Regions from separate parts of the Mus musculus genome. Here regions 2 and 3 are each linked to region 1. The links are chromatin loops, found by intact Hi-C in ENCODE. Cell type or tissue: left cerebral cortex. All regions are shown on one strand.

What was found. Peaks named below come from ENCODE experiments on the same cell type or tissue, not always from the same donor. Only the 100,000 strongest peaks of a DNase experiment are listed, where the experiment ranks them.
Region 2: a loop joins it to region 1, with 2.2 times the contacts of the local background. A loop is called at or near these places in 2 of 42 quality-filtered maps.
Region 3: it touches region 1 in a loop (3-fold over the local background); 4 of 42 quality-filtered maps call a loop at or near these places.

Annotation. Positions count from the first base shown.
Region 1 is chr3:153,650,675-153,658,674 of GRCm38, reverse strand. The region is part of intron 1 of St6galnac3 (ST6 (alpha-N-acetyl-neuraminyl-2,3-beta-galactosyl-1,3)-N-acetylgalactosaminide alpha-2,6-sialyltransferase 3); the gene reads left to right. Among named protein-coding and RNA genes, the nearest start is that of Gm52633, 59 kb to the right of the region's middle. In left cerebral cortex, CTCF peaks have their summits at 87 (motif pointing left) and 3,362 (motif pointing right); DNase peaks (open chromatin) are centred at 98, 1,581, 3,427 and 5,203.
Region 2 is chr3:153,566,413-153,574,412 of GRCm38, reverse strand. The region is part of intron 1 of St6galnac3 (ST6 (alpha-N-acetyl-neuraminyl-2,3-beta-galactosyl-1,3)-N-acetylgalactosaminide alpha-2,6-sialyltransferase 3); the gene reads left to right. Among named protein-coding and RNA genes, the nearest start is that of Gm32721, 20 kb to the left of the region's middle. In left cerebral cortex, a CTCF peak has its summit at 6,264; DNase peaks (open chromatin) are centred at 2,004, 3,115 and 6,343; H3K27ac peaks cover 892 bases.
Region 3 is chr3:152,978,091-152,986,090 of GRCm38, reverse strand. St6galnac5 (ST6 (alpha-N-acetyl-neuraminyl-2,3-beta-galactosyl-1,3)-N-acetylgalactosaminide alpha-2,6-sialyltransferase 5) reads left to right here and starts at 3,881. Exons shown (of 5, transcript NM_012028.5): 1 at 3,881-4,088; 2 at 4,791-5,033. The coding sequence starts at 4,074. It overlaps Gm46830 (a long non-coding RNA gene), which reads right to left. Exons shown (of 4, transcript XR_003954686.1): 3 at 6,034-6,110. In left cerebral cortex, CTCF peaks have their summits at 3,841 (motif pointing right), 4,580 and 5,443; DNase peaks (open chromatin) are centred at 4,806, 5,149, 5,406, 6,184 and 2 more places; H3K4me3 peaks cover 3,208 bases; H3K27ac peaks cover 2,541 bases.

The DNA of each region.
Region 1 (8,000 bases):
GACTGCATTCACTCGCAACGTGAGTCTCACTTCTGAGTTATCTGGAGGATGTTAATGAAGGGTTTCAGGTGCAGAGGTACGTGTGGTGGCCTCTAGTGGTGGCTGCTCGGTGCAGCAGGTTGGGGGCCAGTAGCTGTGTGGTTGTTTGAGACAGCCCGTGACACATATAGAGCGAGTCTTTCCACCTCAGCCGATGCTCACAGGCACGCCCAGAAGTGTGTTTCCTAGGCGGCTTCAGAGACGCCCCAGCTCTCCGCTTACACCGGACAGAGGATGCCAGGCTCCGTGTTCCTGTGAATTTGGCTTCTTTTTACCAGAGATAATCGAAGTTGGTCGAGCAGTTGTTCCCTTAGCACCACTGTCAGGGAGCACTGACATTTCAGGTCCGTGGACTGTGAAAGCGCAGGTTCAAAGGCCTGCGTCAGCCACCTTGGACTTGGCCTGCTTTCTCATGACATTAGCCTTTGGCCCTTTCTAAGAGAGAAGTGGCACTAGTGGTCCCTAGCACACAGAGCAGGTGACAGAGTAGTGTCACTTTTCATCGCTGAGAGCCACCAGGAATCAGCCAGAGCTTCAGAGCCGTATTAAAATGAGGCTTTCCCCCTAAGGTTGCTTTGGGGTCAGCTCTGGACAGAAATGAACTAGTTCTTGTGTTACAGAGTGGATTGCTAGAAAGCCATGCTGTCTCTATTTCAATCTGGATTTCTTCCAAAGGATTCTAGTTCAAGAGCCTGCTGTGGGCGATAGTACCAGAAAACTGTATAGAGAGGAGTGGGACAGAAGACCAGAGAGGGTGTGTTCCGGACCAGCAATCCTTGCAGCAGCAGACCCTGCTGAGGATTGGAACTCCACTCTGTCCAGGCAGGTGGAAGCCTCTGGGTTATCCTGCCTTGTGGGTGCAGGCTTCACCAGCCTAGAGCCTCTGAGATGGGCAGAGGCACCCACATAACAGAAACTGAGGACATTAGAGTGGAACACTCAGCCCTCTGCCACATTCCTGAGGCCATGAGCTATGAGGGCCCTAGACAGGTGATCCGTGAGGCCAGTGAGACCAGACCTCAGAAGGGAAGCTGGTGCCTCACCACTGGTCAGTTGCTGAGCTGAGGTGACAAGTCAGACCTCCTGACTACGGTTGTAGCCCTCTTTCCAATCGTTACTCAGAACAGAAATGTAGATCCACTGTGACTTATGAGGCAGACTGGATTTGATTCATGGAGCAATGCTTTCCCTTCCACCGTGGGCTCCTTTGTCTTTCTCTGAGTGAAAAATTGTCAGAGGATTAAATCCTCTTTGAGAGCCACAGAAAGAGAAAAAAAATGGCAGAGTGCGTAAATAATGTCTCTTGAGAAGCTCATATTTTTGGAGGTATTTGCTATTCATGTCTATTTGGCATTGTTGTGTCTTAAGTGTTTACTTGGGCTTCTGGCATTTTGATTTTCCAAGGAAGCTTGGAGTCCATGCCAGAGCAGCCTGAGAGCCATTGTCTCATCCGTGGCTCATTAAGGGCAATGCTATTCAGGATGCTGTGGTCCGGGGCTAAGTTGGGAGAGCACAGCCTCTAGACACTTCATTTAGATGCAAGCCAAGGTTGTTTGTAGAGCAGGTGAGCTCCTTTGTAGATTCAGAGAGGCTCACAGTCCTTTGCGGTTCTCAGTGTGGAGCCTCTGTGTAGCCCGCAGGGTAGACAGTGAGGCTTCTGTGGAGTCTACACTAGGAAGGCACACAGGATGGTGTTGCTCATGGGTCAAACAGACGAGCCCTGTGATTGGGAACAGTTCTTAACCTGTGAGACTGGAAGCCTGGTCAGCCATCTTGTGTCTAGTCATGGCATTTGCTGGTTTGCCATGTCTGCTGGAAGCTCTGGAGGGTCTACCCGATCCTGGTCTGATTCTTAAATGGTTTCTGGATTTTCAGTTCTGTCTTCTTTCTCTGATGCACCTGGAGCCCAAAGGGGAAAGTCTGTGAGCCATCATGACCCTTTGGGAAAGGGACGTTGGTCTCAGAAAAGTTGTCTAAACGGTGCTTTGGAATTCTCAGAAGGGAGGGCCTGGGTCTTAAGATAACGTACATTCTGCAGACACTGGATGCTACTTCTGCCCTGGAATGGAAAGAATATTTCAGCCTTTTCTTAGAGGTGGTTTCTAGTGTCTCTTTCCTTGGGTCTTCTGTAATTGATATGCCAGGACATCAAGCTTTTTCATTTACCTCTCTGGTTAGTGCAGAGCGATAGTGCATCATTTCTTTTGTGAAAAAGAGAAATGATCCTTTTAAAAAATCGTGTGTACAGGATATGCAGGCATGCTTCTTCTAGGTGTGCGTGTGAAGGTCAGAGGGCAGCTCTTGGGAATTGTTTTTTTCCTTCTGTCGCATGGGTTCCAGGTGTGGATCTCAGGTTATCAAGTCAACTCACTGGCACATAACGCAGCCAACCGCCTTCCTTTAATTTGCATTTCTTCGACTGTCTTTGGGGTTGTCTTCTCTGCTGGCCCTTTGGCTGTCACAGGAATAGCTGAAACTAAGTTGCATCTTCCACATTTCTACCTCTCTAGGGCTTGAAAACACATGGGCTTGCCAGAGAGCGTCTGTGAATTAGAATCACAGCATCCCAAGAGCCTGCACGGGGAAGGGATCCAGCCAGGTGTACTCCACATTCATTTTAATAAAACTTGGGGTGGGGCTCCTCTTGTCTTACCCTGTCGTCACAGAGCACCCTGGTTTTACTGTTGATGCGGCTTCTGTCTCATCACTTACCCGAATAAATAATTTACATGTGAAAACTGGTGGCTTTGTTTGGATTAAAAAAAAATTTGGATTTAAAAAAAAAAATTTGTCTTGTAGTGACCTAGACAGGGCATGGTGAGTCGTGTTCCATGTCCTCTTTGTTCTGTTGTCCTGTTCTGTTGTGTGGGAGGCTGACTTTCAGGAAATATATGTATGCATGCATCCACCCACCACCTATCTGTCTGTCTGTCTGTCTATCTATCTATCTATCTATCTATCTATCTATCTATCTAATCTCTTTGTCCTCCAAAGACGGGGTGGCCCTCAGAAATGAGCAACTCTTTGCCATTTTGGTGTGTTCCGTAAAGACTTTCGACCTGGTGTCAAGAGTCGTTGAGGTCCCGATCAATGTCACTGGGGCAGCAGCTTGTGGTCTTCTGTCAAAGGTGACTGCTCATAAGAAGGGAAACAGAACCTGGACCTGTCTGGCCGAGGATAGATTTGTCCATTTCCCGCTGGAATTTTCTGTACTTACAAGGATGGTTTCCTCTGTCGGGCCACCAAGAATGTGAAGAGGAGAAAACTCCCAACTTAATATCCTTAATAGTCACAGGGTTGCTTGCAGTTCTCAGTCCTTACCACAAGAGGGCACTCTCGTCACTCTTAAAGTCATACTTTTGGTACAAACTGGGATTTTGTTTTAGCACAAGTCCCCAAAGTGGGATGCATTTTAAGAACCATCTCTGCACCCCAGCTCCTGCCGTGAAGGAATTCCAGTAACATAAGGACACTCTCCAGCACACTCGGGCTGAGCATAGCGACGCCTAAAAGTGTTGTAAGTTATGCACGTTTTTGTTTAAGCATCCCCAATGAGAGAAGAGCCTACTCCTGGAGCTCTCCTTGGGCAAGCTGTCCATCCAGCCCGCTCCTTCCACTGCACACACTCCTGGCTTAGAATCCATGGAGAATGCTCCCCTGAGGTATGACAAGAGGTGACCGGAAGGGGAGCAGTACTTTCTTTGTTCTCTGGCGGGGAGATTGAGGGAAGGGGTTGGTGTGAGTCACCTGACAGGAGTTTCCATGTAGTGAGAGTTTAAGTTTACCTGACTGAAGAGCGACAGTTTAGTAAAAACACCTGTGATGGTTTGTATATGCTTGGCCCAGGGAGTGGCACTATTAGGTGTGGTCTTGTTGGAGTAGGTGTGTCACTGTGGGTGTGGGCTTAAGACCTACCTGGCAGTCATTCTTCCACTAGCAGTCTTCAGGTGAAGACGTAGAACTCTCAGCTCCTCCTGCACCATGACTGCCTGGATGCTGCCATGCTCTTGCTTTGCGGATAATGGACTGAACCTCTGAACCTATAAGCCAGCCCCAATTAAATGTTGGTGTTAGAAGAATTGCCTTGGTCATGGTGCCTGTTCACAGCAGTAAAACCCTAACTAAGACAGCACCTATTTGCCTTCAGGGCTTTTGGATCACCTGCTGCTGTTGTGTGGAGGGCTGGTCAGGCATTTGGGAGACCGTTTCTCCGTTGGAGTTTGTCTGAGACCTTTCTCGTGAGTAGATGGGGAAATGGATGTTCGAGAGGAAGACTGTAGGTAGAGCAGGATCGACCTCTGATCGCATCCTATCAGGGTCTCCGCTATCGGTGTGATTTTTCATTTCTGGGATCACCCTTGTCACCTGTCTGAGGACATGTGTGTCCCCCACCCCCTGCAAAGTTCCTGTCTGCCACGTGATACCTTTTTTTTGTGCTGCTCCCCCTGGGAAGGAAGAGCTGCCCCCTTCCTCATGTGGGCATTTCACTGCATGGCAGACCTTGTCTTTCCCTCCCTCGCCTCTTTCCCTAGTTGATTATTTATTTCGATTATAGTGGATTATTAGAGGTACATTCTGTACTTTAGGTTATAATCAAATTCTACTCGATTTCATACATTCTGGCTCTGGCCACTGGGAGGTCATGCTGTTGGCCCCCAGAGCCCTTTGGTGTTTTTGCTTGTTTTCTGAACACTCTCTTAGTTTCTGTACTATGGGAAAGTTCAGGTTTATGCTGTGTGTTCCCTGACCATGGGAGCCCCAGACCCTTTCACTGGAGGATAATACTGGGAAGCCAGATCTGGAACCTGGCAGTGCCGGGTGCTTCCTTGTTCCCAGCTGACAGGATAAGGCAGGATAACTGTGCACCAATCTAGATGCATTGGCATGGCGGTTGGTGGATGTGTTTGCACCAAGCTGCCTGCATTTGTCCTAAGGGCAGTCTGAGTTCCTAGCGATGTCTCCCTCTCACCACAGGCCATCCTGGTCACCTTCCCTGTGTATCTGTAACCTTCCCAGAGCAATAACCACCTCCTGTCTCTGTTCCACGCTTGCCTAGTTGTTTTGGGTCACACACTTAGCAGCACCCAGATTGAGAAGGTGCCCCTATGGAAACAGCTTCGCCCACCCACCCACGCACAGCATTCACCACAGCTCGTGCTGCACCTGGCACTGCCGGCCTCCCCTTCACCAGTCCCGTAGGGAGCAGGTTTCCCCATTAGCCACTTCAGTGAGAGCCGTTTCATCCACTGGCAACATAGTGTCCAAGGGTGTGGTCCAGAGATGAAGCTGTTGTGGGGGGCTGATTCTAGAACTCTTGGCTGTCCCTTTGATGTGACAGGATTTTGGTGAGGTGCCGGGCTGTTGTATGTCGTTGGAGCAGTGTCTGTGAAGATGGAGGGGGAGGCAGCTCTACTTCTGACAGTAGAATGTAGGGGTAGGAAAACCCAGACACTTCCCAAAAGACAGAGCATGGGGCAGTGTGAGACACTGGTGCAGGCTCCTCAGTGATGGCAGTAGAGGCTGAAATGCCTCTGAGCTACGGGCAGTGCCTGGAACCAGTCTGCCCCACCTTCACTCATGGGCAGCCTTCTGTAACTATTGGACAAACCTCCTATTTACTCCCTTCTGGATATCAGACAGTGCGCTAGCATAGAAATGATCTGGTTACCAGGACTCATCGAGGGCCTGCTTTCAGGAGTGTCCCTGCCATGAGATGGAGAAACCAGGCATGAAACCAATTAAGCCCAAGCTCAGGCCCTCTGGGACCTCACACTTAGAGAACACTCTAGCCTGTGCTGAGTGCTAAACACAGGCTAACTAGCTCAGTCCTCACTCCAGGTGTCTGAAGGACGCAACACAAGGCCCTGCTTTACAGAGACACAAACTGAAGCTTGGAGGAATTGGGGCAGCACGGGTGGGCCTTCCAGGCACAGTCCGTCGCTGTTAGGATGGTGCCTTGAGAGGATCTGGAAGAGAAGTGCCTTCGGGAATGGCTGCCAGTCGTTTTGGAGGAGGCATTGTGGGAAGTGGTACAAAAAGATGCGCTCCACAGGTGGGAATATTCTGGGGAGAGAGCAATAAGTCTGGAGGCACAGATGGATGGAGGAATGAACTGTGTTCAGGGGATGATTGACAGTCTCAGGTTTTGGTGACTAAACGCCAAAGGTGACCTAGCAGACCCTGGTGGATGCTCTCATGTGGGGCACAAGTGTCTGGATTAGGTTTCAGAAGGAATCTTGTGGCAGCATGGTAGCTCTGGCCTGGGTGTGTGCTAGAATTGTTTGAGGCCAAGGAGCCTCTGAGAAAAGCTTCGGCTATAGTTAAGTGAGCCAGCGTGTCGGCTTCTGAATCTCACAGGGGGAAGGGCCTATCCTGGATAGCTTGAGGGGTTGCTGCTTTACCTACTGAAGAGAGAACTTTCTGGGGGGGTCGCTAGAATCCCACCGCAGTGCCAGCGGATGGAGGAGCGATCTCACCCAGAGAGTAGCCATTGTGTGAACTGTGACTGTTAAGGCCAAGCTAGGGGCTTCACAGGGAGGAGACGTGACGCTCCCTTCCAAGCTCCAGGGAGAAAGTCTCCAGTGTGTATGTAAATAAGCACAGACACACACACAGGCTCACAGGCACAGGAGACACACACACACACACACACACACACACACACACACATATAGACACACGTGCACACACATACACAGACATACATACATATACATACACACACACACACTCACACACACATGGACACACACACACACAGAGACAGACAGACATGTGGACAGACAGACAGACTTGGACACAGAGTCTCCTGAAACCCTGTGCTCAGTGGACAGTGTTGATTGAGACCCTTGTGTCAGCTCCTGCCTCCTGGTACTTGGTAACATTGACTGGTTCTTCTCATCTACAGCCTGCTCCCAGGGCTCCTCTGTGCTGCACACTACACACAGGCTGTGCAAGGCAGTGCAGTTCAAACACCTTCTTTTGTGTATCTGAACTGGCATTTGAAAAACACCAATTTAGAGCGTCTGCATTTTAAGAGGTTTTTTTTTTCCCCCTTCACAGACCACCCCCCCCTTTCATTTAGGAGTGGATCTCATGTAGCCCTGTCTGGCTTTGAATTCTCTCTCTAGCCAAGGATATCCTTGAATGTCTAATCGTCCTGTGCAGACCTCCAGAGTCCTGGGCTTACAGGCATGCACCCCTATACCTGACATATGTGGTGCTGGTGATTAACTCAGGACCCCATACACGGAAGGCAGTCCAGAAACTGAGCAACATACCCAGCCCCTGAAAAGTCACTTTTGTGTAGGGTGCACCCTTTAATTTTTACCTGGAACCTCTGTGTGACTACTTAGTTTTGGTTGGTAACCAAGAGCTCTATAGACAGGTCCATGAGTGTTCTCGTGTTCTCTCTCCCTCTCTTCCTCTCTCTCTCTTCTCTCTCTCTCTCTCTCTCTCTCTCTCTCTCCCTCTCCCTCCCTCTCCCTCCCTCTCCCTCTCTCTCCCTCTCTTTCTCTCTCTCCCTCTCTCCCTCTCTCCCTCTCTCCCTCTCTCCCTCTCTCCCTCTCTCCCTCTCTCCCTCTCTCCCTCTCTCCCTTTCTCTCCATGGAGCTGATCTGTACTTTGGCTCTTAGAACTTCAGCAGAGCCACCTCGGGGTTGTCCCTTCACTTAGACATACAGTGCTGAATGCTGCCCTGTGCATTTCTGTTGGCTTGCCTTTTCTCAGTGTTATTCAATCCTAGCATGTCCATCAGTGTATCAGTTAAATAGAGCCAGGCTTTGGCCAAACAAACAAGCAAACAAATTACAAATCTAGTCGGTAAAGACTGGAAGTGGCCTGAAGAAGTTATTAGAAATTGGCAGCTGTCACTATCAATTGGCTAAAGCCAGTCTGCTCTCAAAGTGCAGGAGACAACTCCTCAGGGAACGTGCTGCCCAGTCTTCTGAAATCTGCTTGTC
Region 2 (8,000 bases), 84 kb after region 1:
GGGGGTTGCCATGCCCACCTGGCACTTTGTGGGGCATTGGGCTATGCATAGACAGGCTGTCTCCAGTTGAGCTGAGGTCTGAACCCTGAAGGGTGATAATTCACCTACATGACACGGTAGGCATTCCCTCATGCTCCTGGAACTCTGGCTCCTGCCTAAGTTACCGCCCCCCACAGCCCCCACAAGAGAAGCAGAGCTACAAGACTCGTAGGCAATGGCTCAAGCGTCTGACCTTCAGGCTAAACTCTTCCCCAGTTACCTAGCAACAGTAAAGACCATAAAAGGGGCTGTTCAGCCTCTGCTTGCTCTCTTACTTATCTCTCTCTTACTTCTTACCCCTCACTCTCATGCTCTCTCCTCTCTCTTTGTCTTCTCCTCTCCTCTCTCTCTCTTACTCTCTCTCTCTCTAGCCTTTCTCCTCTCTCTCTCTCTCTCTCTCTCTCTCTCTCTCTCTCTCTCTCTCTCTCCTTTCTATCGTCTCTCTTTCTCCCTGCCTTTCTATAACAAAGCTCTAAAACCATTGATGGTCTCTGCTCCAGTCAAGATCCGTTGCGCTCACTCTTGCGATGTTGGGAACCTCTCTTCCCTCACCCCTCTCTCCCATAACCCCAGTGGCTTTAGCACAGGGGCTCCCTGGGGCTTTAGGAGAAAGTAGCTCCGGGGCCCCCAGGTAGGGCTGCCCCTTAGCCATCCCCCGGAGAATGGGTCAGTGGCTTAGATGCCCACTCAGGGATGAGTGGAAAGTGTATGGCAGCCCTCCCACCGCTGACTGAACAGAGAATAGGTGGAACTCTGGCGGGGTGTGGGTCTTCCCCTTCCCCCCTCTTCCCCAGGGCCTCTTTTTAGCTCCCAACAGCACTTAGTTTTCTGGAGACCCAAGCTCCAGTCCTATGGTTACAGCACATTACTAACCACCAGGACATCTTCTCAGCCCAACTACTGTCACTTTTAACTGTGCTCTTTGGGTCCTGTGAGAAGAGTCTTTGTATGCCAGGAGCCTTGTCAGGACATAGAGCAACAGGCATTCTTAATTGGTTCTTCTTTTTAAATGATTGCTGTGGTCTGATGTGTTTTTGCACACATATCTCCAGTTATTTTAAATTATAGTGTGTGTGTGTGTGTGTGTGTGTGTGTGTGTACACTTGCTGAAGCCAAAACTGGGTATGAGGGTCTCTGGGGCTGCAGTAATATGGGTCATGAGTTGCGTACCTGGTATTGAACTCTGATCCTCTGAAAAAGCAGTAACTGCTCTTAATGGCTGAGCTGTCTCTCCAGCCCCACCTTCAGCTCTAGTTTTCCAGGGGGAAATCCCTATAAAATGTATTTCATTCTGAGGATGGAGCCATTCATTTGGCTGCTGTTTGAACGTGCTAGAAACAACATCATTGGGATTACACATTACAACACACCTTCCTTCCGAATTGCTCATCTTTAAGCTTTGTCATCAGAACCCTGCTCCTTTAGGTCCTCACATCCTTAGCTTATGAAGAAAACTACAGCTTTTTCATTGGTGTGTTTATATCCAGAAGACTAGTCTAGAGCCATTGAGGATCTTGTCCTCCTGTGTGGCTAGGTAAAGAAATCAGTTTTATGGTGACATGAAGGGCCCTCTGGAGTGGGGTAGCCTGGGAAAAGCACCGAGTCCCAGAGTACCCACACCAGTGGAGCTCTGGGATTTGCCTAAGCGATCCATGATGTAATAGACCTCCATGATGTAATAGACCACCATGATGTAATAGACCTCTACCGCATGGTTAGGGTGTAGCTCTGTCCTCGAGGTATCTGAACTTTGGCTGGAAAAAAGGAATGTGCAAACCCAGCGAGACATGGAAAACCTTTCCAACATGGAGTGTCTGACGGAACACACAGTGTACTGGAAGACATTGGAATAATCAGGCTATATGGCTGGCTTTTTAAATTTTTTTATTTCTGTGTGTGTGTGAAAGAGAGAGATAGGGGAGTGGCGGGGGGAAGAGGGAGAGGGATTCTCGGATTTTACTTCCTCCAAAATTCTCCAGTGAATGAGGGCGTCAAAAAAACTCTGAAGTCTTTAAAATGCGCTGAGAGCATTTTGTTTCCAAGGGAAGATTTATATTCTCCCAGCCTTTTCAATCCTGTTTTCCTATCTTATATGCTATAAACCAAACCTCATTCAGGAAAATAAAAGATGAATACGAGCTCTGAAAGAATACAGAATGGGGACACTCAGCCGAAATGGCCATAATTTCTTCTAGGAGAAGAAAAAAAAATTAAGCGTGTGGTGAGAAGCATTAAGACGCAGGGCTGCTACACGCTTACAAACAGCAGCTGCGGTAATGGAAACGTCTGGTCAGGAGGCCAAACCCGCAGACAGCGAGCAGGCTGAGCACTTTGAGGTCTATATGGACAGGGATTCATTGGTAAGAGGGGGCGGAGTGGCTCCACTGCCGACCGGAAATGGTTACGTGACCCTTCTGCGTCGGTTCCTCCTGACCATCATCAGCCTCCTTCTGGCTCGGATAAGCCCTTAATGTAATTCCAGGGCTTGCTTTAAAATCATTTTAAAGCAAGCCCTTAATGTAATTCCAGGGCTTGCTTTAAAATCATTTTAAAGCACTAGCACTTTACAGTTTATAGATCACCGTGGGGAGGACTCTAGGGAGAAAGGGCGCCATGACCGGTGTCTACTGAAGACAGACAAAGTAACTGAACAGCAGTGCCCAGCACTGCGTCTGCCTTAGAGTTGAATTCAAGTGTGCACCCTCACTTCCAGCGAGTTTGTTTATTTGCTTTGTTTTGCAGGGTAGCTGAGGTTATCTCAGTGACAAACCACTTCCCAAATTTAAGACAATCTCCTTCCACGGGGAGAGTGCAGACTGGTTCATTGTTGTCTGCTTTTATCTTCAGACTGACACATAAAATAACTAGGCTGTGACCTTCACACAGGTAGTCGCACCTGCTCCACAGCCTGACTGCACACAATCCTGTGGCTGACCTGTGTTGGCGGCAAGTGGGAGGTTTTGGGGACTGGCTTCCTATTTAGAATAATCCTGGTCTGCAAACGTGGGAGGGAAGCTGGGCCATTCGAGAGCACCATGTGTCGGCCTAATCGAAAGATGCTGAAATGGCAAGCTGTTGGAAGAGAACATCCCGTGCCGTTGATTCGCCAGCCCACGCTTTCACAAGTACCTTCCTGGAAGCCGGTCTGTGTTCTTTGTGTGGTGGCCTTTTAAATGTCAGCCTGCAGAAGGGTTTCTGTTTTTAGTTAAGGCTGATCTCTAAAGCAATCAGATAATAGTTTAAAGTCATAGCTCCCACTCGCTAAGTACTTGTAATGTGTTGATGCTGGGTTCTATATTCTCTTTCCATGAAATTTTAGGTAATATCTTTTGTCAACTCAGGTGTCACCTTGACTCAACCTAGTGCCACTTGGAAGAAGGATCCTCCACTGAGGAATTGACTGCATCATATTGGTCTGTAGGCACATTTATGGGGCATTGTCTTGATTATTCATTGATATATAAGGGTGCAGTCCACTGTGGGAGGGGTCATTCCTAGGCAGGTGGCCCTGGGCTGTACAGAAAGCTAGCTAAGGATGAGCTTGTGAGAGAACAAGCAGAGATGGGGCCAGCAGAGTGGCATTCCTCCCTGGTTCTGATTCAGGTTCTTGCCCAGGGTCCTGCTTTGATTTCCCTCAGACATGGATAGTGACCCAGAAGGGTAGAAAGAACTGAATCTTCTTCTCCCCAAGTCCTTTTGGTCAGAGTGTTTTATTGTGGCCAACAGGATGAAGGTAGGACAGGTAGTGCTGAAAAGACGGCAGGTGCACAGGTGTCACCGCACATGTTAATCATGGTTTGTCAGGCGAGCACTTTCTAATAGCTTGAACATATCTGTGTGTCTGATGTATTATCTTCTCGATGTACTGTGGACCCCTGGAACGATCCTGTGCCCATTGACTGGCACAGAGGTATCGTGTATCTGCCCACCCCTTCAGTTAGGAGCTGAACCCAGAGCTTTGTGCATAAGAGGCAAACGATCTCCCAGTGGGCTTCCATAGCTCTGTATATCATAAGTCTTTTTCACATCATTGTGTGAGTGTGTGTGTGTGTGTGTGTGTGTGTGTGTATGTTCATATGTGTAAGGGTTGCCATGGCATGTGACAGTGTAAGGACAACATTGAATTGATAGAAGAATTTTTATTTTATTTTTTATTTTTTTTCCATTTTTATTAGGTATTTAGCTCATTTACATTTCCAATGCTATACCAAAGTCCCCCATACCCACCCGCCCCCACTCCCCTACCCGCCCACCCCCCCTTTTTGGCCCTGGCGTTCCCCTGTTCTGGGGCATATAAAGTTTGTGTGTCCAATGGGCCTCTCTTTCCAGTGATGGCTGACTAGGCCATCTTTTGATACATATGCAGCTAGAGTCAAGAGCTCCGGGGTACTGGTTAGTTCATAATGTTGATCCACCTATAGGGTTGCAGATCCCTTTAGCTCCTTGGGTACTTTCTCTAGCTCCTCCATTGGGAGCCCTGTGATCCATCCATTAGCTGACTGTGAGCATCCACTTCTGTGTTTGCTAGGCCCCGGCATAGTCTCACAAGAGACAGCTACATCTGGGTCCTTTCGATAAAATCTTGCTAGTGTATGCAATGGTGTCAGCGTTTGGATGCTGATTATGGGGTGGATCCCTGGATAAGGCAGTCTCTACATGGTCCATCCTTTCATCTCAGCTCCAAACTTTGTCTCTGTAACTCAGAAGAATTTTTATAGTTTATTGATATCTATGCCAGATTAGCTGGGATTCTCTTACCTCTGCCTCCTATCTCTTTGTTGTGGGGTCACAGATATGTGCTACCACACACTGATTTATGTGTGTCCTGGGAATACAGACTCTGGTCCTCACAATTGTGTTTCGGATGCGTCTTAAGTTTTGTTGTTGCTGTTTTATCAATGGATATTGGCTCTTTTTCTCTGCAGAATTCTAATACAGTGCATGACACTGAAGCTCTGTGAAGGTGACAGAATGTCTGATCTTTCAAGTTAGACAGAGCCCTTTGCACCCATCAATTTTCAGCACTAGTGTTGAATTTCTTTAGCCAACGCTGGGTAAATGTATTTGCTCACCTGGACACCACGTTTGACCCTGGCAGTTGGTGCTATTTCTGTTGATGAGTTAGAATCACTCATTGCTCGTGATCTAAGTTCTTCTGATGGACCAAGGAAGCACTTTTCTTCCCCAACATCTTTTATCTGTTGATTGGTTCTTGTGGCTAAATGGGATGTTGGAATGAGTGATATGTGGCTGAGGTAGGGCGAACTTTGAGCAAGAACAGCCACTGCGAGTCACTGGGCAGCCAGATTGTATTCAGTGTAGAGACTGCCTCCAGGGTGGCGGAAGCACAGAGATAAGGGTGGGCTGTATGACTTGGATATGACTCTCACTGTTGTTATTTTGTACAAACCACAAAAGCCATTGTGCATTCCTAAGGCTGGAGAGATTAGTGGCAGTTCTCTCTCATTTTACAGATGGGAAACCCTCTTAGCCAGTCAGTAACATTCTGAAATCCTATTACTTAGAGCCAGCCAAGGTGTCAGGAAGGAGTTGGGTTAGCTCTAGGCAGCAACATCTGCATAACAGTAGCGGCTTTCCTCTCTCCTGGATTGCTCTGGAGTCATTTGTGGTAATGAAGCTATCTATCTCTGTATGTTATAGCCATCAGATTATCTTCAGAAACCATACAGGTGTGATTAGTTTAAACCTTTAAGACCCATGGAAACAGTTGAGTTCGCCAGGCGTGTCTGCTGTGTGCACTTAAGATTCTTCACTGAATAGTAATTGTAGTAACTGCTGGCCCGCTCTTGGGAAACCTTTAAAAATAATAATTTGTACTTCAAACATCTCTTTCTGTGAGTTGCTCAAATGCCTTGCAAGAATGGTTTACTAATCCATCCTTTGAGATGGTAGATAGGGTAGCTTCCAGTGGAGCAACACAGTAGGAGGTGGACACACACACACACACACACACACACACACATATGCCAGAAGCTCTGAGAATCCAAACCAAAACTTGGTTCCAGCCAGACAAGATCCCTGTCCATCGTGCTAGAAGAACTGCTCGTGCTTTTGAGGCTCATTTTATGTTTATTGCCTTAATAGAAGTTTACTAAATTTATATATGGTAGATATTGCAGAAGATGATGAATGAAATGGAGAAGCCCTTTCTGTAGGCTCTAAAAGCATCAATCCGACTGTGATAGATTGTTGGCTTGCAGCTCAGAGATTCCCCACTAGATGATGCTACCTAGACAAGAATCTTCCTTCACTCAGGGAGGGGTGTGTTTAAAGAACAGTCTCCATCTCCATAGTTTCTGAAATGCTCGAGGAAGCAATTGACTCCTTAAAGAGCATCAAAACACCACCCACAAACCCAGCCATAGGACTCAATGCCATCTTGCTCCAGAAGTATTTACACAGGAGATACTTGACAGTGGCCCTTGCCTTGGAGGGGTGGAAAGCCAAGTGGACCAGAGTCAAGGCAGCACACACTGGCTAGGCAGCTTCACCCGTCATGTGGGCGGGTGCGAGTGCAGCTTTGATGGGTCGGGGAAGAGCTTTATATTTTGAGAATCACTGTGGCTGCTTTGCCCTTTGGGATTCCCCTTGGCAGTGGTCCTGTGGGATGTGGGGCAGTGTTACTGGCAGGCTGTCAAGTCTTCAGCATGTTATATAGTCAGCACTGACTCTCCCAAAGTTAGTCTGCAAAATTCAAGCATAATGGTTCACTTCAGTGTCCAGTATGACTTGCACTAACTCCATCCTTCTGATTTCCCTCCTCCCCCTCTTTTCCTCTCCCTTACCCCTCCTCATGCTGATAGGCTGCCACCCCTCCCCCTCCTCATGCTGATAGGCTGCTTGTCTTAGTCAGGGTTTCTATTCCTACACAAACATCATGACCAAGAAGCAAGTTGGGGAGGAAAGGGTTTATTCTGCTTACATTTCCATAGTGCTGTTCATTACCAAAGGAAGTCAGGACAGGAACTCAAGCAGGTCAGGAAGCTGGAGCTGATGCAGAGGCCATGGAGGGGTGCTGCTTACTGGCTCGATCCCCTGGTTTGCTCAGCTTGCTCTCTTATAGAACCCAAGACTACCAGCCCTGGGTTGGCACTACCCACAATGTGCTGGGCTCTTCCCCCTTGATCACCAATAGAGAAAATGCTTTTCAACTGGATCTCATGGAGACATTTCCTCAAGGGAGGCTCCTTTCTCTGTGATAACTCCAGCTTGTGTCAAGTTGACACACAAAATAAACCTGTACACTGCTAGAATAGAAATGACCACCAAATGGAAGCCAAATACCTCTGGGTTCATCATAGTGTATACTTTAATTAAAATGAAAGTAAGATAAGATTGAAAATGAGACACAGGCTACTATACTTAGTAGGGTTCTATAGACGACATTTGCTAATGTATTACTGTTTGAAAGTGCAGGGACTGGGTCGGGATTGAGGCCCACTGAGAAGGATCCTGGCTCTACCTATAACTGGATGTTTGGCCTTGGATAAGTCAGTTTCTTTGCTTATAAAACAAAGAAGTTAGTTGCCTTGCGATTTATTTTAAAGATTAAATGAGAATGTGTGCAAGTCTCCAGCTCAGAGTGAAAATGAAGTATTTCTTAGTGTGGGTATCAGTATCTGCCAGTGGTCTACAGATGTCTCCTGCCCTGCTGTGGGTATTTATCTTGTATTTTGGGTTCTCAGTTAGTGAGGCTTGGAGAGCCCTTCAGATTCATGGGTTCTGTAGGAGATGTGGCACCACGAAGGAGTCACTGCATCAGGTACACATAGGTGGCCGTGGGCAATAGGCATCGCAGGACCCATTTACTCACCTCTGTGTTCCTGGGGCTCCGTCTCCCTGGCTGCTGCTGTCTCCTAGCTGTAGGTGACATGGGAGTGAGCAGAGCAGGCAGGAAGAAGGTTGGAGCTGACAATGACTTGCTTTCTGGGATCTCGGGG
Region 3 (8,000 bases), 670 kb after region 1:
GTCTTGCCTATGAAGTGAAGAAAGTTGGGTAAACTTTACAGCATAGATGAACAAAGGTCAGACTTGTTCTCGGACTCTCTACCATCATTAAACACTTTACTCTTCTTGCACCTTCCAGAAATTTCTTCTCTTTCTCCAAGACTATAATGTAAAAGGCAGCCATAACTCCAACTAACTCCTGTTACACTAACTTGTACCTTTCATCTATCTAAGAAATGTATGATGGGCTAGGGGAGATGGCTCAGTCAGTGAACACTTTGCCTGCCAAGTGTAAGGGTCTGAGTTTAGATCCCCAGGACAAGGTATATCTGCAACCCCAGTGACAACAAGATTGGAGATAAAGACAGTTGGATTCCTGGATGCTTCCAGGACCAGCGAGCCTGGCCTGCAGGGCAAAATTCCAGGCCAGTGAGAAACAGTGTCTCAAAGAAAAAGTGAACCAGAGAATCAACATTCAAGGTTGTCTTCTGATCTCTATACATGTGCCATGAACACACACACACACACTCACACCCACATATGAACATACACTCACACATACACTCAAACATACGAACCTACATGTACACATATACATACATATGAACATACATGCACACACCCACATATGAACATATATGTATGTACACTCACATACACATATGAGCATATATGCATACAAAGCCACATATTAACATACATGCATACACACACTCACACCCACATATGAGCATATAAGCACACCCACACACTCACACCCATATATGAACATATACACATACACTCACACACATATGAGCATATATACATACACTCTCATATGAGCATACATTTGCACATACACTCATACCCACATATGAACATACATGCACACAAACACACTCACACACTTATGAACATACAAGCACATCCACATATGAACATACATGTGTGTGCACACACACATATACACACACAATGAAAGGACCTTTTCCTGAGGAACCACAGTAGAGCTTGTGGGCAGACTTCAATGTGTCTTTCTTTCTCCTCTAGTATCTCTGTGTTCTTTGAGGCCCTGTGCAAAGCTAACATTCCCTCCAAATTTCAGATTCCTTGTCACCTAGGACATGCCTTGTTTCAACAATTCTCAGCTTATTTTTATCACAGAAACTACATTTTGCAACACTCAATTTCTTTTCCATTCTCTTTTTTTCAGAAATAGGAATCAATTTGATTGAATGTGATAGCAGAAGAGGTAGAAATGTAGCAATGTTTTAAATGGTGAGAAATTTGTCTCAGCTACCTGGGTTTAAGAGGCAAATTGTGACTTGTCCCACTCTGGATTGAAGTGTCCAAGCTAGACAAACCAGACATTTCCACTGACTTGTCTACCTGTCTTTTCTCCTCCAAGTCCATCAAATACTTAGGAATTTGCCTATTTTACATTCACTGTGGCTAGTCAGATCAATAACTGAAAGGTACATACATGTACAAGGTTACCCTTGAAATCTCAAACCTCTTGGATTATTTTTTTAAAGATAGGATCTCACTGTGTAGTCTTGACTTGACATGCAGACTAGGCTAGCCTCAGACACAGAGATCCACTTGTCGGTGCAACGTAAGGGTTGCCATGAAAAGCACACCCCTCAGATCTTAATGAAGTAGGAGGCAAAGCTAAGAAACAAATCTGCACATTGGTTGCTCCCTATCACCTAAAAGTCCACGCCTGAATATTGACTGCTGTTCCCTTGAAACTGCAAGCCTAGGCCCCAGTACCTAGCACACAGTAGGTGCATAACAAAGTAGATACTTGTTAAACATATGTTGAATCGATAGAACTCCTCCATTGTCTGTTCATTAAATTCACTATACACATACTCAGAAAGAGAGAGAGAGACAGAGATACAAAGAGAGAGACAGAGAGACAGAGTTCTGAGTCCTTAAAGGAAAACGTTTATGCTTAATTCTCTCTCTTTCCACCACCATGTTTCCTAAACAGAACTATCGAGTGACAGGTGACTACCACATAATCGTCAAGTTGAATTGTCTCCCATTCCTTATCTCCTCCACCTTCATCTGGCCCTACCTTGTCCTTTTGACTCCCAAGCCAGAATCCCTCCAAGAGTCTTACCATCCCAATCAACTATCAGAAAGCCAGATACCTTAAAGTTCTTTCAATCAAGCTCAGAACTAAAAATTTAAATGTACTCATTTTGTAAGTAATTTTGTGACCAGCTAACTGCCATCCCAGGAGGAGGGAAAAATCATAAGCTTAATGAGTCTGGTCAGACACACCGTGTAACAGATGTCCAATGTGCCGCCATGAGCTTAAGTCATAAATACGATGTCTCTCTTTGGCAGCGCAGAATATATGAGAAGTGTTTTATCGGTTGCTGGGCAGCTTGCTAGACGGAGGAGAACAATCTGAGGAAGGCAGGGGCTTCGTCTGGCTGCATCTCGAAAGCCGTGTTGGAGAAACACAGATAATCTGCTTGCAATGATTCATCAAGTTGGTCCTTTGTTTCATTAATTTGAGTGTCAAGTGCAGCCATACAATAAAGAATTGCCAAGACCCGATAAGATTCTCCTCTGCCTGCTGCCTTGCCTGTCCAGACAACGGGCACTATTCATGCCCACAGCACACATTGAATAAATAGCTAACCGCACTGCTGGCAGTATCGGATAGTATTTCCAATTTTTGTGTTTTCCTCGAAAGGCTCCATGGTGTGTGCTTCTGTCTCCTGGATGCTCATTACTGAACCAATAATTTTAACTTTGTTAATAGAGTTTGGACATGGGCCTCATACGTTAAAAATAGTCCCCGTTGTGCCATCCATCCAGCGGTAGATTAGAGAAGATTAAAGGGGGAGTTGCAAGGGCTCTCACTGTGCCTGCCCATGGTTCAGGTGGCCTGCTGATCGTTCTTAATGTGATCTTCAACCTCACACGGCTACATGTACAGTGTTAAGAGAGACATTAAGACGACTATGTTCACTGAATAATGTCACGTGGCTGAAATACGTTTTCAGCTAAATTAGAGGTTTAACAAATGCTTGCTCTAATTAGATGTAGGGACAAGAGCATACTTAGAGCAGGCTACTGATCTGAACTCAGCACTGAACAATGATCCAGCTTTTAACTGGAATCCAGGTCCTGATTGTGAAAGTATACGCCACCAGTGCCCCAGACAGCAGGAGGGACGAATCACAGCCTTCAGGATCCTAGGATGCGAGATCACTTTTTATCTTCAACAGCTAATATTTCTTCACTGACATTAGGAAGACTCTACAGTTCACGGTTAATCACATGAATGGGATGCACCGAGTGTTTCCAAAACTTTAAAATCATTTAAATGAGCACCAGGGACTTCGCAGGTTGAGTAGAAATATAAATTGTGTTCTTGGGAGCAAATGATGAATGAAGCCATTTGCATGGAAGGGTACGGTCCAAGGGAAGCAGGAGACTAATGATTTGTCAAAGCAGAATTAGGGAGGGAAAGGACATTTGAAAACAACTAGAAATTATTACAGCGGCGTAATTTTTAAGGAAAACAATCCCATGATCACATTTGCCAGGCTGTAAACACAAATGCAAATTTAAAGAGATCGATTGACATTTGGGAGGCTAACTTGTTTCTTTATTAAAATCACAAACCTGAAAATTTAGTAAATTTTCAAATGGCTACCGTGTTCAGGATCAAACTGGATTCTGCGTCCTTTTAACTTGACAGCCCCATTCAAAGATAATAAATCTTCAAACTAAGGAATGGGTGCACCTTTATGGTAACAGTCTTGCCCCAGAAATTCCACTTCACTGAGAAGATGGTTTGGGGGTTGGGAGGGGGACTGCAGAGGACTCTAGGACCCAGCAGGCGGCGGCAGGCGGCAGTGTGTGGATCGCTAAGACTCGGAGGGTCCGGCTCAGTTTTAATTCTCCTCTAATCTCTGCAACAGCAGCGCTTCCCGGTCCCGCGGCTCCTGCTCCCGCTCAGCTGCCGTCACTGCCAGGTGAGCATCTGAGCAGCCTCCGCCCCATCACCCACCATGGACAACCTCCAAGAAAAAGTGGCTCCGGACGCGCTTGCCTGAGAATTCCGCACAAAAGAGGAGCCCAAAATGAAGACCCTGATGGTGAGTCTGTTGTTCCAACTCTGCCAAGCAGAGGCAAAGACCCCTGGGATTCTGGGTCTCCTAGACCGTTGGGGAAGCCTCTCCGGGTATCTATCTCTGTGCCAAGAGGTCACCTGTCATTGGTGACAACTTTCTACCTGGCTTGGAATCCGGGATGGGCGCTAGGGATGCCTGGGCTCCTGGATCTTTAGCGAGTGATCCAAGGGGCGACTGGAGAGCAGAGGAGCAGGCTGACCTCTCCAGGGATGGAGGGTGTCCCACTGTGACCGCTGGGCACAAACTCAGAGGGGCGGGGAGGAAGCACCATCTTTGACTTTCTTGGTTTTCTTGTCGGATTTCAAACTTAGCGGGGATCTCTGCAGGAAGCCTCAGGGGGGCGAGAAGAGAGGGTGTTTGGAGGGCTGGAATCCGAGCAGCTTAGGTGGAGTCTAGATCCTCCTTCCCAAAGTACCCTGGGCGGACGCGCTCACCCTTGCACTGGTCACCGCGCGCCACCTGCCCTCCACTGTGAGACGCGGGCTGTGAGCAGCGATGCAGGAGCATCCCTGACGGGTGCGCAAGACCGTGTCACCTCTGCTCTCTGGCTGCTGGGAAGGCTGGGGCGGATGCTCCGGACTTGTGCTTGGTGCCAATAAGGAGCCAAGCTTCCCTGGTGCACCCTGAGCCACTGTCTTCTGCTCTCTCTCCCCCGCCCGCCTGCAGCGCCATGGTCTGGCAGTGTGTTTAGTGCTCACTACCATGTGCACCAGCTTGTTGCTCGTGTACAGCAGCCTCGGCAGCCAGAAGGAGCGGCCCCCGCAGCAGCAGCAGCAGCAGCAGCAGCAGCAGCAGGCGGCAACCGCGACTGGCAGCACGCAGCTTGTGGAGAGCAGTCCCCAGCCACGTAGAACCGCCCCCGCAGGACCCCGGCAGCTCGAAGGATACCTCGGTGTAGCAGACCACAAGGTGACAGCTTGTGCGCCGTCCTTCCCACCCGCCGCTCAGCCTGGGCACTCTGTACCCCTGATCCTTCCTCCTTCCTGGGGTAGTGAGCCACCAGAGCAGCTGTTAGTTTGGGGGAGCAGGAAGGTGGTACACCAGTTAGGGCAGGAAGGGCTGCATGCTAGTTGTGACTTTCTATTCCAAGAAGGATGCAAAGTTTATCAGGGAATAGGAATGATGTGAGTGGATCCTGAACCCCATCGGTCCTGGTCTAGAATCCGGACACCCGGTAATAGCAGCTGCAGATGGATGTTCAGTTTCTGGAGCCTGGTATTTTCCAGCCAAGCCCTGCGGGGTTGGGGGGGGGGGTGCGGAGTAGGAGGAAAGCAGAATTTTGCAGGGACTAGCCCCAAGGTTCTTCCTGCACCACCAGAGGGGAGAAGAGAGAGCCTCCACCAGGGCTCAGTTCCACAGGTTCTCCTCTGATCTCTGCTGGGGACTGCTCTGGGCTGAAAGGCCCCAGTCCCTGGGGAGCCCAGCTCTGGCAGGCATGGAGGGCTGGAAACACACTCAGCTCCCTTTGGCTTAAAAGCCTGTTTTCCTTTGCCTCCCAGGAAGCAACTGCGTGGCTTGGCTAATAATTAATAAGCTGGGTTGTTTTTTTTTTTTTTTTCATTTAAATTGAACCTCCTTTCCTTAGACTAATAAATAAATCTCTGGTTTCAGCGTAGGAAGCCTCTGGGAAAAACCTAATCAGGTTTCCTGATTCCAAAGATGTTTTAATACAATTTAAATGCATCTCTGATTATTTGAAATTGCCAGTGTGTTTTTATTAAAACACACTTTCCCTCCCTGTCTAGAAGATGGCTTGAAACCTCTCAGCTCTTTTACTTTGTATCTTACTGCATTTTATGAATGTGAACCAACAGTAGTATTTGCAGATGTTCCTCCTGTGTGAGATGATAGCTCTTGTCACACATGAGTAAGTCAGACTTTAAGTGACAATCAAAATATTGCAACTCACCTGTACTGTGTAGAATGCTAAAGATGGGAGACGCCAAAGGGATTGCATGCAGGGCTCAGCTTTCCCATCCTTGGATGCTGGAAGAAAACAGGGCATGTCCTGAGACATGTAGCAAGGTTCACTGATAGACAGACATGTGCAGTCGGCACTAGTACATACATTGCTGCGGGGCTCACCAAGGAGGGGGCTCACATTCTCCGGAAGAAGCAAGGGATATTTCTTTGAAAATGTGGAAGTTGTACTAGAGAGACTTCAGAGAGGTGAACAGGAGGAGGCTGTCTGAGGAGGAAGCCCTCTGGAGTGGGCTGTAAATGCCAGCGCCCAGGCCTAACAGTCACAGCCTCTGTTTGCTCTCTTGGTTGTTGATTGGTTACATACTTGGAATCTGCATGTGCAAGCTGCTGATAAGGGCTGTGGTTGTGAGGAAGTTTACGCCTGGTGTCTGGCTGGGGATGGCGGTGTGTGTGGGTCACTGGCGTGAGACGAACAGAGTGCAGCCCTGGATTTTCACACTCGTTGTTTAGTAGGGACCCGCCTCAAATTCTGGAAGTATTTGTGAATAAAAAAAATGTCAAAAGGTCAATGCCTTGCAAGTTCTGGTGGATCTGAAAAGATATCCCAAATACTTTGTTCCTTCCATAGCCTAGTGGTCAATTGTTCCCAAATAGAAGGACTGAGTTTAAGAGTCGTCTTTTAAAAACGCCTGTGGAAACAGGTGTGCTGGTTACAAGTTCAGTGTATGAGAGTGTTGTGTGATCAGGACGAGCAGCAGCAGCCTTTCCATGTGTCGCGGTGCCTGTAGATGGAAATACTTACTCTGCAGTGGAAAGGGAAGCTGCAAGCGCCATGGCATGGGATTCTTCTTGGCCTTTAGTTATCAACATCAATGCAGTTCATCCCTAGAAAACATCTCCCAGGTGGTGCTCACGTCTGCTATCCCAACATAACTGGAGTGTGAGGCAGGGGAATGGCAAGTCTGAAGTCAGTCTGAGTTACATAGGGGTATCTTCCGTCAAAGTCCAAAAGAAGCAGGAGAGTGTAGAAAGGGAAAAGAGACAGAAGGAAGACAAAAAGGAGGGGAGAGGAAATGAAGAATGAAGAAGGGAGGGGAGGGATGAAAGAAAGAAAGAAAGAAAGAAAGGAAGAAAGAAAGAAAGAAAGAAAGAAAGAAAGAAAGAAAGAAAGAAAGCAGATGGCGGAAAAGAGAAGGGAGTAAAGAAAGATGGAAGGGGAGAACAGAGATGAAGGGAATAAGGAAAGGAAGAAGGAAACAAAGAGGGAAGGATGAAGGAAAGGAGGAGGGATGGAGGAAGGAAAGAAGGAGGGAGGTAGTGGAGAAGGAGGGAGGGGAGAAGGTAGAAGAAAGGAAAGAAAGAGGGAAGAAATGAAAGAAGGACGAAAGGAAGGACATATGAAGGGAGGAAAGGAAGAAAGGGCAGAAGAAAGACAGAAAAAGAAAGGAATGAAGAGAGGGGGGGAGTGAGGAAAGAAGGGAGAGAGGAGGAAGGAAGAGGGAGGAAACCCACCTCGAAAGTTCAACTCCAAGGCTGGAAACTGAGACCAAGCAAAGCAACAAGTGCAACCCCCAGGCACTATGGGACATGTCCCTTTGTCCCAAGGAGCTAATGCAGACCTGCCTGCTCAAAGGGGCTTCAACAAGCCTCCTTACAATGGTGGCTCCTGCTGTTCTGGCCTGCCAAGTGGGCAGGGCTCCCATTCTATGTGGCCACCTGAGGTGCACATCCTGTACAAACACCTAGGAGCTCTTCTTGGATTTAGTTTTGCTCCAGATCTACCACAGTCTCCATCAGGCAAAGTTGTGAGAAGGCTGTGACGGAAGTCATTTGTTAGGCTGTTGCTAAAGAAAACCTTTACTTCGTCTAACACAGAATGGTGTCAGGAAGGAGAGCTCTCCTGTTCTGCCACAGGACACTCAGGACTGATTTTTTTTTCTCTTCAATCTCACA